Linked DNA regions of Homo sapiens: region 2 is linked to region 1. Evidence: read pairs that join two places in POLR2A ChIA-PET (ENCODE). Cell type or tissue: GM12878. All regions are shown on one strand. Each heading gives the region's core, and the rest is flanking DNA. Links, peaks and the distances in the headings are about the cores only. Region 1 overlaps TEC (tec protein tyrosine kinase). Region 2 overlaps LOC105374445 (a long non-coding RNA gene).

Region 1 (5,382 bases), core at 238-5,237:
TAACTTCTCCCCCTCTTTCAGGTTTCAGCTTAACTATTACTTCCTTGGTATATTTGCTGTGATCTTCCAGATTAGATTAGATTTCCCTGTATAATGTCATTCTGCACTTTTACTTTGTACCACCTATCTCTATTTTATTTTAATACATTATTAATACAATTAGTTTTTCAGTCTCTTTCTCTCATTCTCATTTATAAGCTTCACAAAGCAGGTGAAGGCATCACTTAACCCAGTACTCATCCTCCTTCAGAGGGTTGTTATGGGGATCAGTTGAAATGATACATCTACAACATGCACTAAATAAATTTAAAGCAAAACTGGCATATGGTAAACCTTGAAGAAAAGTTAGTAATATTGCCATGGTTGTTAAGTTTCAAAATATAAAAATCCATTCTTTTTGGCCAGGCATGGTGGCTCATGCCTGTAATCCCAGCACTTTGGGAGGCCGAGGCGGGTGGATCACGAGGTCAGGAGTTCGAGACCACCCTGGCCAGTGTGGTGAAACCTCATTTCTACTAATAAAATACAAAAATTAGACAGGTGTGGTGGTGCGTGCCTGTAGTCCCAGCTACTCGGGACGCTGAGGCAGGAGAATTGCTTGAATCTGGGAGGCGGAGGTTGTAGTGAGCTGAGATCGTGCCTCTGCACTCCAGCCTGGGTAACAGAGTGAGACTTTGTCTCAAAAAAAAAAAAAAAAAAAAAAAAAAAAAGAAAGAAAATCCTTTCTGTAGCCCAGACTGGAGTGCAGTGGTTGTTGAGTGATTGAATGGAATCCAGGTTCAAGGAAAATATGATAGATTTGTTTTGTGTCATGTGAAAGAGATGTAAATGAAAGAGATAAGGAGAGATGTTTGCCTGGGTAGTTTAGAGATACAGATTTAAGACGCAAGTGAGAAGTTGGGGTTAGAGAAGTAAATTTGGAATCATTGGATCTGGTTCATTTAATGCTGTTTATCCTAAAAGGAGGTGGCTTCCTGAGAGGACATGCTGTGGGCTTTGAAGCCAGGCAGATCTGCTCTGAATCTGGATCTGTCATTACCAGCTATGAAATTGGGCAGTTGATGAAACTTTCTAAGTCTCAGTTTCTTCACCTGTAAAAGGAGAAAATACCTGCCCTGCCAGGCCATTTGTATTTAAGCCTCTGGCCGATAGAATATTAGAAACCTTTCTGTCCATTGGCTTCAAAGATGCTTTAAGAATGAAAACATTTCTACCTTAAAAACAGAGACAATGGAAAACATTACTTTCTTTATCATCTCCTTGGTACCTTTGAATATACATTTTGCACAGTGAAAATCAAGACTGGCTTCTGGGATTAGAAACAGAAGGGCTCTGTGGCCTTTTTTAGTTTAGTTTTTTCTTTTTTCTTAAATTTAAATATACTTCTATTGTGTGAAGGAGAGAAAAAAATATATTTTTTCCCCTTGCCTATCTTAGTTTTTCCAGCTGGGGCCTTTTAAATTAGACCACCAAAAGAGAGATTAACAGGAGAAAAGCATAGAATTTTTATTTAGTAATTTTTACATGTACGTGGGAGCCTTCACCAGGAAAATAAAGACCCAGGGAAGTTGTAAGGGTTGAAAGCTTATATATTATGTTGGACAAAGAGTAGTAAATTGGTAAATTGTAAAGATATGACAGGGAAAAGGAGTTGGGGCTATTTTGAGAGCTTCTAGCTAATGGGATTCCAGTACCAGGTTGGCTAGCAACCCTGTCCTGATGGGAAATGCAGGGTAGCTGGACATGAATGTCTACAGTGTCCCTTTCCTGGGGTACTTCTTTAGCCTGGAGGATGGTTTTATGCCTAGTTAGCCCACCTGGAACCTGGGGACTCCCTCACATGGGGAACTTGTTTATCTTATTTATCTGGCAGCCACTGTTGTGGCTCTTGTCTGACCCATGTCCAGCTTACACCTGCCTGACCATCGCCCTGGCGCCGGGAGCCTGACTTGATATTCCCCCCAGGATCCCTGGGAAAGCATGGCCTGAGGCAGCTGCAGCCACTGGTTCTTCAGATGAAAAGTGGAAACTCAATACATCACCAGGTAGGAAATGAGTTCAGAGATTTTTACTTACAGATCTTGGACAGGAAGGGCGGAATGGGCTGGGAGGGCAGTCCTCCATCTCCGGGTTGCATGAGGCAGGAATGGAGTCAGGCAGAGAGAGAAAATGCATGTGGGAATTGGCAGTATATATAAGGGGTAGGGTGTGGGGTCACTTTGAGTTCCTGGGCAAAGGCCTAAATGGTGCTTTTAAGGGAAGCTTCGATAAAGTGGGGAACCCTGTCTGCTAGATAGGAGAGATGCCTTTAAATTCTTATCTCTGGCTGCTGGCCTGAGCCATTTGGGTGTGGTGTGGAACTAGAACTATCAAGGGTGACTGAGCCCTGCTTTGGGTATGAAAAAGTTGAATCTATTCAAAATGGATGCTGAGGCAACATGAAAGTATAAGAATTCACTTCAGGACTAGGACAGTTAATTGTGGAAAAGTAGCAAGATAAGGACTAGTATAACAAGGTTTGTACAGCTTTCCCTCAGCCTCAGCTCCCCATCTCTGGTGATAAGAATGAATGTCTTTCGTCCTCCTGGTATAAGGAGGGCACCTTTTTCATGGGAGTTAATCTCATGCTTTCAAGAAGAACAAGGAAGGTCACAGTGCCCTTCTTGCATGTGCTGTTTTTTTTAAGTGCCTTTAACTCAATCCATATGCCGAAGTAGCATATTTTTGGGTGCTTACCATGTGCCAAACATGGTCTTATATGCTTTTTAAGTATTAACTTTAATCCTGTGAACTGTTTGAGGCAGATACAGTTACTATTCCCATTTTACAGATGATGAAACTAAAGAACAGAGAGGTTGAGTACTTTGCCCAAGGTTGCAGAGTGAGCATGTGGCAGAGCTGGGACCCCAGCCCATGCAGCCTGATTCCCAGAGCTCTGAACCATTGTACTGCACTGCCTCTGGATAGCTTTGTGATATTTTTTGGGCTACCAAATTGTGTGTTTATAGAAGGATCAAACATATATTAATCTTTATATTCACCGGAATATGACTTAGCCGTCAAGACAGCCTGACAAACCGGCAAAATATGTCTTTGTAACATTACTCTTGTGCTTTGAAGAGGAATTTTTGACCAAAGATGCTCCCTGCTATCGTGTGTTAAATGCTGTGAGTTACCAGAGATCAATTGTTCCTAACGTAAAAAGGAAGTGCTAATCTAGTCACTGGCTGGCTCAGTATTGGTTTCATACTGTAAGATAGAACTAAAATAACAGCCTCGAAGGGTAAAAATAGTGGAGTCACATGAAGCATCAACCGTCATTTTAAAAACAGAATTGTAAGACCCATGAGGAAAGGTTAATTTCTTTTTCTGTTTGAAAAGAGTGGATGTTGGTAGACACTGGTCGTTTCTATTACGGCCTCCTGTAATTTTAGAAAACCGATATTTGTCATGACCTGAGGAAACATCTCATTCATGGCTTTTATAAGACATAGTCAAATTCAGCATCAACTCTCAGAAGATCTTTCTTGGAGTCTAGAAGGTAGGTGTGAGGATCGTTTCTTAATCAAAACTAGTGGCTCTCGCTTTTAGGTTTCCTAAGGGCTAGTATGCTTTTCAAAAATAATATTAGTAGCTAAATTGATCAAGCACTTAAACTGTTTGTCAGCGTTCTTCCAAAAGCTTTACATGAATTGACTCTTCGAATTCTTACTGCAATCATATGAAGTTCTGGTGCTATTATTCATCCCATTTAATAGCTAATGAAGTGTAGGCACAGAGAGGTTAAGTAACTTGTTCAAGGAGATACAGTGAGTAAGTAGCAGAGCTGAGATTCAAACTCAGACAGTTGGGCTTCAGACTTTTTGCTTTTAAGCAGTAAGCTCTATTATAGAGGCCTGCTGGTTCTTAGCCCAGGGAGATCTAAGACGTGTAAACCAGAATGCCTGCCCACACTGAGTAGGGATCTTCCCCACTCAGTCTACTAACTTGCATGCCAGTCTCCTCTGGAAACACCATCACAGACACAATCAGAAGGAAAGCTTTACCAGCTCTCTAGGCAGTCCTTCTTCCAGTCAAGTTGATACCTAAAGTTAACCATCACACCTTCCAAGACTGGTTGCTGCATAGGTGCTATAATGTGGTATCTCTGTACCACCAGAAGGGAGGTGAGGCGGGGGTAAGGAAGAGAAAAGCAGACAGATAAAGCTTCTGTTGCAGGTGCTGGTGGGCACTCAGTGAGTGGCGTGGCTATTGGACAGTGGGGATTCTGTATTTTGCACTGTGGGGGCATCTCTCAGAATGGCCAGATATTCTGCAACAGGGATGAATGAGAGTTAGTTTCACTAGAGCAATTGAGAGTTAGTTGCATTAGCAAGAGCAAACTAAGAGGGAACAAATAGTTTAATTATGGCTCCTAGCTGTGATAGCCAGCAAAGAGTACAACATTGCAGCCTAGATTTCTGTATCTTACTCATTTGCCCTTGATCAATTTGTTTAACTCAGTGCCCCATTTACCCAACAGTAAATTGCAGATGCTAAATGACTCATTACTTTGGCAGAGTCACTGGTTCTGTAATTAATTATGGAGCACTTTAAGATTGATGAATGCAAGGAGCTGTGCACACACGACCTGTACGAGCAGTTGTATAAACATCGGGATTGTTGTTGTTTCTAAGGCTTGCTTCCTGTTCTGAGCCCAGTGTGCACTTTACCACAAAGGACAGCAAAAGCTTTATTAGTAGCAATTAAGAAATGTGCCATCTCTGCTTTTACTGGTTTATGATGGGCTCTTTTTCTATTCTCAAAAAAAAAGTTTGTAAGTAGATTCAGTTACAACTTTGATCAGGCTTTAAAAAATATTTGAGAAGTGTTTTTTAACCTTTTATCATAGAATATTTACAACTTACTGAACAGTAGACAGAATAGTACAGTGAACCCCGTGTACCCATTACCCAACCAAGTAACCCTAGTCACACTTCCTCCCACCTCATTATCTATAACAAATCCCTTCTACTCCCATTGTCTTGCAGAAACCACATCATTTCTTCTACAGATGGTTCAGTATTCATCTGCAGAAGTCAGGGAGCCCCCAGCTTAAGCAGAATCTTAGTGCCATCACCACACTCTTAAATATCAACAGAACTTCCTTAATATCATCAAGCACTCAGTCAGTGGAAGAAATTGTTTTAAAAATAATTTTATCTACAGAATGTTCACAGTTGATGGGTTGTATTACAAAAGTTTGCTGTAAGTTGGTTATTTGCAACACCAGTTGAATGAATATTCCTGTAGAAACTGTAGTAAAAGCAGTGATTGGCCCGCATTAAACCCACAAAAACCCATGGAATACATAATGAAGCAATTCTGTGTATTTCTCTTTGA
Region 2 (5,382 bases), core at 286-5,285, 78 kb before region 1:
ATTTTACTAGAGATGGGGTTTCACCTTGTTGGTCAGGCTGGTCTCAAACTCCCGACCTCAAGTGATCCACCCAACTTGGCCTCCCAAGGTGCTGGGATTACAGGCATGAGCCACTGTGCCCAGCTGAATTTCCCTTAATTGTTGAGGGATATTTTCACTAGATATAGGATTCTAGGCTGGCTGACAGTTATTTTATTTCAGCATTCAAAAAATTCCCTGCCACTTCCTTCTTGTATTTCCTGATGAGAAATATGCTGTCGTTCAAATTGTTTTTTTCCCTATTGGTAAGGTGTTATGTCTCTCTTGCTGCTTTCAAGATTTTTTCTTTATCTTTAGTGTTAAGAAGTTTGACTATGATGTGTCTCAGTGTGGATTTCTTTGTGTTTATCCGGTGTGAGGGTAACTCAACTTCCTAGTGTATAGGTTTATGTCTTTTGCCAAATATGAAGAGTTTTCAGCCATTATTTCTTTGAGTACTTTTTCCAGCCCTGTCCTCTTCCTCTGAGACTCTGAAGACACAAATGGTAGATCTGTTGTTATAGTCCCATAGGACTATTTTTTTTTAAATCGCTGTTGTTCAGATTAGGTAGCTGCTATTGCTCAATTTTCCAGTTCACTGATTCTTTCCTCTGTACCATCTATTCTGCTGAACAGAGGTTTTTTTGTTTTGTTTTGTTTTGTTTTGTTTTGAGATGGAGTCTCGCTCTGTCACCCAGGCTGGAGTGCAGTGTTGCGATCTCAGCTCACTGCAGCCTCCACCTCCCGGGTTCAAGCGATTCTCCTGCCTCAGCCTCCTGAATAGCTGGGACTACAGGCACGAGCCACCACACCTGGCTAATTTTTGTGTTTTTAGTAGAGATGGGGTTTCACCATGTTGGTCAGGATGGTCTCGATCTCCTGACCTCGTGATCCATCCATCGCAGCCTCCCAAAGTGCTGGGATTATAGGCATGAGCCACCGTGCCCGGCCTGAACAGAGTTTTTAATTGTAGTTATTGTACTTTCACTTACAAAATTTCCATTTGGTCTTTTTTTACTTTCTATTTCTTCACTCAAACTTTCAATTTCTTTGCAGAGACTATTTACTTCATTTGTTTCAAGCATGTTTCTAATTGTTCATTGAAGCAGTTTTATGATGATGATTTAAAATCTTTGCCAGATAATTCTAATATCCCTGTCATCTTGGTGTTGGCATCTACTGATTATCTTTTTCATTCAGTTTGAGATCTCCCTGTTTCTTGGTATAGTGAGTTATTTTCAATTAAAACCAGAAAATTTGGCGTATTCTGTTTTTAGATTCTGGATTTTATTTACGCTTTTTGTTTTAGCTGGCTTCTTCTGACACTGTCTTGGCAGGGGAAGGAGGGCATGCAGGTCATCTCCTCTATCTACAGCCAGGTAGGGGTAAAAATCCAGGTTTCCCACTATTCTTCCATTGACACTTGGGGGTGGGGTGCTCTTGATTACTGCTGGATGCGGTTGGGAGTTCCATCCCAATGAATGGATACAAGAAGTTAGGCCTCCACTGGTACCTCCCTGACTGGGAGGAATAGGAATGTCTTGTTACTATTCTCTGTGTGGCCTTTGGTGAAAACATGGGGTAGGGGTGTGTGTGGTCTCAATAACTGGTTTCGTAATCTTGCTTGAATTTATTTTGAAAACTTATTTTGGCTTTAAGTATGTATAAAATGCTAGACACATAAAGAATAAATAAGTAGCTTTATATTTATATATTTAAGTGAATTAAAATGAAAATGTTTGTTTAAAAGGGCTTCCTACTTGATTCAGGTTTGAGAAATACCCACATGAGTGAATGCATGGCTGCACACTCACATCATGAGTCCCTGGAATTGTTCGTACTTCCCTCCAGGTTCTTCCACCTACACAAAAAGACAGAAGGAGCTGGGCCCCTGACACTATGGAACATCATGCCAGCCTGACCCTGATGCTCTCTATTGAAGGCTCTTGTTAGTTTCCTATTGCTGCTGTAATACATTGCCACAAATTTATTGCCTTACAACAATACAAATGTATTCTCTTACTGTTCTGGGGGTCAGAGTCCAAAATCAGTTTCACTGGGGTGAAATCTAGGTGTCTGGTTTCTTTTGGAGGCTCTAGGAGAGAATCTGTTTTCTTGCCTTCACCAGCTTTTAGAAGCTTTCTGCTTTCTTTGGCTCGTGGTCTCTTCCTTCATCTTCAAAGCCAGCAGTGTAGCATCTTCTAATCTCTCTCTTACTCTGACCTCTACTTATCTCATTATACCCTGCCTTCTCCCTCATATAAGGACCCTTGTAACTACATTGGGCTCACCTAGATAGTGCAGAATAATCTCATTTCAAGATCCTTCACTTCATCCCATCTACAAAGACCGTTTTGCAGCATAAGTTATACTCACAGGTTCTAGGGAATTAAGACATGGACATCACTGGGAGGGCCTTATTCAGCCTACCATAAGGGGGTGCTGTTACTTGCAGCTAAATCAAATTCTGAATGATTGACCTTCCACCAGAATGTAAGCTCCCCTACAACAGGGAGTTTTGTCTGGTTTGTTCACCAATGTTTTCTCAGTCTCCTATCGTAGTGATGGGTGCATTTTCATGGCTGCCACCCTCGCAAAGGAGGTAACTTCAAAAAGATCTGGAGATAGAGCACTCCAGGCAGAGGAAACAGCCTGTTCAAGCCCTCAGGCCAGAGAACTCTTTTTATTTATAGGAATAATACTCAATATATCATTTTATTGTGACAGAACAACTCAGCTTTTATAAACTATCAAACTGTTGAGATAATGGACCCCTTTGAAACTCTCTGTCTCTTTTGCTAAGCACAATCTGGTTTTACTTCTACATCTTCTTTTCTGGCTCTAACATCGAAAAAATTTTCAATTACTATCAAACCAACATAAAAACATTATACAAGAAATATATGTATAAACATCATTCATGATTCAAAGATCATTCCCTTTGGCAGCTTTGAAAGGTTAAAAATGTAAACCCTGGAGTTATACTGTTTTATGTTCACATCTGGGCTTTGCCACTCAATAACTATGATTTTGGGCTATTACTTAGACCTTCTCTGCCTTTGTTTCTTCATCTGTAAAATGAAGATAACAATAGTCCACCTCACACAGCTGTGAGAATTAAATGAATTAATCTAATATGCTTAGAAAGGATGCTGGCACATCCCCTCAATAACTGTTAATCATAATTCTTACTTTTCAGTTTTCCTCCACATAATTTGTATTTAGTTGCAATTACAGGTACTCAAAGCATTGTGTTCTACTTTTAAAAATATAATCTTGTTCATAAGTTTTATTTCCTATCTCTTTTTCATTAACATAGGTAATCTTATTTTATTATTTAATTAATTAATTAACTTATTTAGAGACAGGTTCTTGCTCTGTTGCCCAGGTTGGAGTGCAGTGGCACGATCTCAGCTCACTGCAACCCTGCCCTCCTGGGCTCAAGCAATCCTCCTACCTCAGCCTCCCGAATAGCTGGGACTGCAGGTGAGCACCACCAAGCCTGGCTAATATTTGTATTTTTAGTAGAGATGGAGTTTCGCCATGTTGTCCAGGCTGGTCTTGAACTCCAGAGCTCAAAAGATCCACCCGCCTCAGCCTCCCAAAGTGCTGGGATTATAGGTGTGAGCCACCATGCCTGACCAACATAGGTAATTTTAAATGACAGCTTGACATTCCATACTGTTAATATATTTTACTTAAACATTTCCTTATTATTGGACATTTATTTTATTATTATAATGATCTTATAAATATACTTTGCATATGATGCTTTTTATTTCTTTTGAATTATTTATTTAGCATCTCTTCCCAGAAATATGATTATTGATTCTGTGTCCAATATTTGAAACTCCTTCCTTCTATGCAATAGTTCTAAAGAAGCAACTACTTTCAGCACATGATGGAAGGAGAAGCAGACATATCATAGGATCACAATGAAGTCATCTTCATGTAGGAACAGACTCTCCATGGAAGACTGATAAGGTCTGCATTATCGTCATTGTCATCATCATTTATTCATCAACAAATGTATTAATTATCTATGATGGGCCAGTTTCCTTTTCAGTAGGAAGATGGTTACAAAATAAAACCAGTGACTTGCACAAAAGAATGCAAGAAGCTGGCCGGGCATGCTGGCTCATGCCTGTAATCTCAGCACTTTGGGAGGCTGAGGCGGGCGGATCACAAGGTCAGGAGTTCAAGACCAGCCTGGTCAACATGGTAAAACCCCATCTCTACTAAAAATACAAAAATTAGCCAGGCGTGGTGGCAGGCACCTGTAATCCCAGCTACTCAGGAGGCTGAGGCAGGAGAATTGCTTGAACCCAGGAGGCAGAGGTTTCAGTTAGCCGAGATTGTGCCACTGCACTCCAGCCTGGGCAACAGAACAAGACTCTGTCTCAGAAAAAAAAAAAAAAGGCAAGAAGCTATAAATACAAATATATACACACATATATTTTTGCAAACCTTCCAGGTTGATTCTGCATGTCTTCTTCTGTACCATGTGGAATCTACATGTAAGTTAAAAAGAGGCATTTTCGTCTCTCAAGGAACTGAAATTATGTCAACCTGATACTGATCATCTAAACAAATAAACTTTATGGAAGCCATAGCGATATCTTGTAAGAAGGGAGAGTCTTGTCTCCCAAGAAGTTTATATTAATACCTTTTTCTCTGTATCTTGATTTTCTTAAAATAAAGATGGTTTTACTAATATTGTTTGAGTCTTCTTTTTGGAGGCAGGGGGAGAAATCTTTTTAAGTCAACTACTAGATTCCTTCTTTTGACTAGGGACGAATGTAAAAGTTTGAATTATACAGGCCCAAATGTAGTATTCTGTTTTCACCTAAAAAATAAAAATTAAAGAAAGACTAAATCTTTTTTATTAATCCCACCACATTCTGAGTTCAGTTTTTACACCTTTTCCTTAATGTAGTTGAAGTTCCCTAATGGCCTCTTTTTTTTGTCTGTCTCTCTGTCTCTTTCTCAACACCTTGCTGAAAAAAATTGCCATTGTTCTCTATTATGTGATCTATGGATGGTATACCTGTGGCAATTGCCTACTTAAACTGTATGATTGATAGTGTAACAAATGTCTTATTTAGAAAACTATAACTTTATGAAAATTACCCCAACTATTAAGAATTATGTTGGATCTAGGTGTTTTATTTACAGATCTGTTCTCTTTGGCTTTTCTGAGAGTTAGTAGGGACAATACAGACACTTTTCTCTCTTTTAATTTAAACTTTATGAAGAAATTATGTAAGGGTCTGGGTTTTCTGCCTTTTCAAACTTCATAAACATTGAGATCCTCATTACCATTGTCAAGAATATGAGCTACCATCACCTACCAAGAACAGGCAA

What was found. ChIA-PET counts read pairs that join two places held together with the same protein. Peaks named below come from ENCODE experiments on the same cell type or tissue, not always from the same donor. Only the 100,000 strongest peaks of a DNase experiment are listed, where the experiment ranks them.
Region 2: POLR2A ChIA-PET joins it to region 1 with 5 read pairs; 2 of 35 experiments call an interaction of 5 or more read pairs at or near these places.

The regions. Positions count from the first base shown.
Region 1 is chr4:48,194,784-48,200,165 of GRCh38, reverse strand. All of the region lies in intron 2 of TEC (tec protein tyrosine kinase), which reads left to right. Among named protein-coding and RNA genes, the nearest start is that of TXK, 63 kb to the right of the region's middle. RefSeq lists enhancers at 2,234-2,403, 3,963-4,012, 4,033-4,082. In GM12878, for the core only: no CTCF peak of the experiment used is centred there; DNase peaks (open chromatin) are centred at 2,553, 3,255 and 5,032; H3K4me3 peaks cover 2,782 bases; H3K27ac peaks cover 4,540 bases.
Region 2 is chr4:48,272,527-48,277,908 of GRCh38, reverse strand. The region is part of intron 1 of LOC105374445 (a long non-coding RNA gene); the gene reads right to left. Among named protein-coding and RNA genes, the nearest start is that of TEC, 5.4 kb to the right of the region's middle. In GM12878, for the core only: a CTCF peak has its summit at 2,445 (motif pointing right); a DNase peak (open chromatin) is centred at 2,488; H3K4me3 peaks cover 502 bases.